2 separate regions of the Homo sapiens genome follow, and region 1 is linked to region 2. The links are chromatin loops, found by intact Hi-C in ENCODE. Cell type or tissue: A673. All regions are shown on one strand.

The links. Peaks named below come from ENCODE experiments on the same cell type or tissue, not always from the same donor. Only the 100,000 strongest peaks of a DNase experiment are listed, where the experiment ranks them.
Region 1: it touches region 2 in a loop (3-fold over the local background); 5 of 110 quality-filtered maps call a loop at or near these places.

What each region holds. Positions count from the first base shown.
Region 1 is chrX:46,317,281-46,319,780 of GRCh38, reverse strand. No RefSeq gene overlaps it. Among named protein-coding and RNA genes, the nearest start is that of LINC01186, 9.1 kb to the left of the region's middle. In A673, no CTCF peak of the experiment used is centred here; a DNase peak (open chromatin) is centred at 1,030; H3K27ac peaks cover 2,455 bases.
Region 2 is chrX:45,823,175-45,825,674 of GRCh38, reverse strand. No RefSeq gene overlaps it. Among named protein-coding and RNA genes, the nearest start is that of LINC02595, 27 kb to the left of the region's middle. In A673, a CTCF peak has its summit at 943 (motif pointing left); a DNase peak (open chromatin) is centred at 924.

The DNA.
Region 1 (2,500 bases), 490 kb before region 2:
TAGCACTCAGGCAGAGAAATAGCCCAAAAAAACAATAACAGCACCAAAAACTTGGTAGCAAGAATTTAATAAAACCAAGGGAGGCCAATGTTTCTATAGGTAACCATTTAACATTTGTCATTATGTGTCTAGCTCTAGCCAAGGCATTGCAAAGAATGCAAAAAGACATGATCAAAGGCCTCAAGATGTTTACAGTCCTGTTAGGGGATGAAGGTATTGGAGTGAATCACATTCACTAAAATGGGAATAAAGACTTCTACCTTAAAATCATGGTGTTTTTCAGGGAATCAGAACTAATATGATATGACTGGAGTTAATATGTTATTGTGGGGGATGGGGAGGAGTAGACTATTGGTAGTTGTGGCTACAAATTTGGCAGGATTCAAATATTGAAAGGGATTTGTATGTCAAGCTAAAGAATTATAATTTTTCTCTATAGACAATGGGGGAATTAACCACCGAAGAATTTTGAGTTGGTGAATGACATAAAAAGATTTGTATTTTAGAAAAATAACTGGCATGTTGCGGGGTGTGAAATGAAGTAAAAGAAGTCTTCAGTTGTGAAGTTACATGTCCATTGAGTCTAGCAGATACCAAACAATCACATCAAAATCCTGAAATAATAATAAATAAAGAATTCTACCTTGTCTGTCTCAGTGATTGTACGTGGAGGTATGTTTCTTTTTACTCATAAGTGTACAGTCTGTGTAATTAAGTGGCAAAGCCATTTGAAAAGGTCACTGTTTAAATCACAGGACTTATCTAGGTGTGACAACCCACGGTGATGAGAGATTTAGAGCCAGTCTCTACTGAGTGCTGATGTGGGGCTGATGTGGACTCTAGGAGGCTTTGTGGGAGAACAGGGTAAAGGCTTTGGTTCTGGAGAGAAAGTGATATGCCCTCAACTATGTATTTCAGGTTTCCATGGTCAGCATCTAGGCCTTCCTGCTATTATCTGCCTTGTGAGACTGGAGGACAAACTGGAAGCCAAGAGATACAATCCCAAAGTTGCTTGAGTGTCAGACAAATAAAAGAAAAACATTTTCCTTCCTTCCTTCCTTCCTTCCTTCCTTCCTTCCTTCCTTCCTTCCTTCCTTCCTTCCTTCCTTCCTCTCTCCCTCCCTCCCTCGCTCCCTTCCTCCTTTGCTCCCTCCCTCTCTCCCTCAGTCCTTTCCTTCCTCCATCCCTTCCTTCTGTTGTGGAAGAAAAAACGTTTCCTTTATCGTCTTAGGTTCAATACCTGGGACTTGCAAATTAAACTGACAAAAGACAAATTAGCGGGAGAAAAGGTACAGTTTTTATTTAGTATTTTTATGTACATGACTGTTCGCAGAAAAGAAGTCTCAAAGAAGTGGTTATAATGAGGGCTTATATATCATTTTTATGAAGGGCAATAAATTGTGAGAAAGTGGCTAGAAAAAGCAAAGAGAGTTGGAGCTTCTAGGGGTGATAAATTGTGGGAAAGTCACTAGGAAATATATGGGGGGAACTAATAGAAGAGAAGGATTATTTTAGTAAATTCTGTTTATGCAGACTGATCTCAGCATCAACTCCCCATCTTCAGTGATAAGAGTTATGCTTCTCTTCCTGATAAAGGGAGGGCACCTTTTTCATGATAAATTTATGCCCTACTTTTATGCAGACAAAAGGGAGGCAGAGAACTTTTGCAGCACCAGTTGATTCTCAATTGCTTTCAGCTCAAAATAATCCTTATGCCGAAATAGCATATTTTATGGTGGCATATCCTGATCCCCTTCACTTCCAACCTTTTTTTTTTTTTAAAGATGCATTGGGTGTGAGGTGTGCTTTTGGGAAAGTATGGATTACATAATTCCTAACACAGGCTGGTTTGTATTCCATGGATAAAGACTCCAACCCTCAGATCCCATTTAGATGACATCCTTGCTAAGTCAGCCTTCAACTGCAGGTCTTTCACATAAGCCAAACTGATCATCTAAGTGATAAGGCATGTGAGAATATTTATAATCCACAAAGTGCTAAGAAAATACAAATTATATGGTTTCACTTTTTACATTATTAAAATAAATCATTTAAAAAGGATTTCTCTGCTGCTTCCTATAAATAAAGGCAGCATTGCCCTCCTCCCCCGATCTGTTCCTACTGTGGGTCATGGGAGGAAAGATGGAGCCAGCGAACTGACTTCTCGCTCACAGTGAAAATCAGAAGAGGTCCAATACTTCTCTAGCCTGAATCAGTTGACTTTCATTTGTTTTTATTTTTTCTTGTTTGCCTTGATCTACATTGCAATCAGTATGCAAATGTGTGCAACACACTCTCAGGAGCAAACTCACTCAACAAAGCATATTGGGCTACATCATTGCTATAGTGATAACCTTGAATCTGCTCTAATCTGTGAAGGAGCACATCATTGGGACACTTCCACGCTTTGTTATTGTTAACAAATTACTTATGACTCACCTCATAAATGACCCTAACAATACCTGTGATTGTGACTAACTGTTCCCAGCCTCAGCCTGGT
Region 2 (2,500 bases):
CACTCTGTTGCCCAGGCTGTAGTGCAATGGTGCGATCTCAGCTCACTGCAGCCTCCGCCTCCTGGGTTCAAGCGATTCTCCTGCCTCAGCCTCCCGAGTAGCTGGGATTACAGGCATGCACCACCACACCCAGCTAATTTTTGTATTTTTAGTAGATACGAGGTTTTACCATGTTGGCCAGGCTGGTCTCGAACTCCTGACCTCGTGATCCGCCCACCTCGGCCTCCCGAAGTGTTGGGATTACAGGTGTGAGCCACCGCACCTGGCCTGAAAATTCTCTCCAAATTCTCAGATGCCTAGTCAACTCAACGTAAGATGTTTGCCTGGGTTTAGGGCAAACTATGGCCTGTGGGGCCGAATCTGTGCCTGTGTTTATAAATAAAATTTTATTGAAACACAGCCACGTCCATTTATTTACCTAATTGTCTATGGCTACTTTCATGACGTCAATGTCAGAGTGACAGAGATCACTATATGGCCTGCACAGCTTAAACCTTTACTCTCTGGCCCTTATGGAATAACTTTAGCGCCCTGGTATCAATAATAAAGGGTAACTTTTTGTATTTGTGTGAAATTGAGAAAAGTATCTGAAGAATCTTGATTTTTTTTAAAGAGAAAAAAACAGTCAGTCTAACATTTAATAGATTGTTATCTTCTTCCAGATTACATCAATCTTCCAGATTGCCTTAGGGCCCTAATCACAGGTCAAATTAATTTTGCCCCTTCAACCAATCCTTTTCAAAGTACTGAAGATAATACTGTCATCAGATGCTGACATTACTACACAAATGCAGTATTTCATCAGTGAATTGTGTGTTTTTATATATCATGTTGATGCATGCCACTTCCCTCATACAGCGCAGTGTGTATTTTTCACTGGAACCTTCCAACCTTAGGCTCTTCCTTCCCTGGGGTGCCGCCTTGTGGTGGGCTGTGAGCCCTTCATGGGCAAACTGCATGGTTTGGTCATCGAGGACCGTGAATCTGCTATGGAGTGACTCATGCCAAACCCTGCCAAGAGCAAGCTGTCCCATCATATACCTAAGAGGTCATGAATCATTAGACTGGAACAACCTGCTGGTGAATACAACGTGGAAAAAATTCCTCATTCTACTGATTATCAACCTCCCCCGTGCCTTCTCTATATATGGGCTTAAGAGGAAACTTTTAAAAAAGAATAAAGAAATGACTCATTAGGGCTTTTTGGGGATAGTCTTAATTATATTTTAGCTAATGCAGTATTTTTCATACTTTGCTGTATATGGTTATATATATGCTTTAAAATAATAGGTACACATACATATCTCTATATGTATCCATGTGCACACATGGATGTGTATGATTAATCTTGATTCTGGTAAGCCTCATTATTGAAGGAGTTTAAGAGAAGAGGCTGTGATTGTATCTTTACTGGCCCTTTCTGTGCCTAAATGTGATGAGGTTTTTTGGGGTAGATGTTAATCCATCACTCACTTACAAATTTGTCAACAAACAGGAGAACCTTATGCAAAGAGTCACATTCATTGTCTTAATTTCTGCTTATTTCTAGGTAAAATATGTTGATAAAGCACAGCAGCCCACCAATATTCCATTGATTCAAATAGCTATGATGCTAACAGCTAAATTCTTACCTACAGACTAAAACATTCTCAAAATCTGAATAAAGATTATCCCATTATTTGCCGCTTTTGTTGGGAAATAAAATATATACATACATACTAAATAATCAGTAGTTCAGCTATACATGCAGGGAATTCATGTCTTTAGCTCTAAAACACAGTAATAATGAGCAAACTTATGAACCAGTTTATTCTGCTGCAGCCTTCACTAGTCTGCCTGGATGAGGATAAAGAGAGATGTATTACTCATAAGAATTGACAGATCTGGGATAGATTCAGCAGAAATAGCACTTTAGAGATATTTGAAACTATGGTATTCAGCTAATTGTTCTCATAGTTTTAAGATATATTCATTCCTGAATGTTGCCAAGGATTCTAGTGCTATAAGCAGCTTATAACAGAGATTTCTGTGGTTGCTATGTGCAGAAAACTAGAATAAATGAGCGGGAAATAAAATCAGGGAGGGAAAATATTGCTATAGTAGTAACTTATTTTTTATAGGAAAAATTTGGAAAATAAAGTAAGAATCCCTGGAATTTGGGTAGAAATATATTTTTCACAAAGCAGACAATACAGAACAAAAATCATAATTCTATTTGCTACTTTTTATTAAGAATGCTTTCCTTTATGATTTAAAACATTACATTTTGAGTAACTTTCTAATGCACTGTTTAGTTTGGATAGAATGTTGAGAAATTGCAGAGTGCTGAGAAGAAAGCAATGTCATGTCATTTCTTTTTCTTTTTTTTTTTTTTTTTTTTGAGACAGAGTCTTGCTCTGTTGCCCAGGCTGGAGTGCAGTGGGGCCATCCCCGTTCACTGCAGCCTCCGCCTCCCAGGTTCAAGCGATTCTCCTGCTTCAGCCTCCCCAGTAGCTGGGAT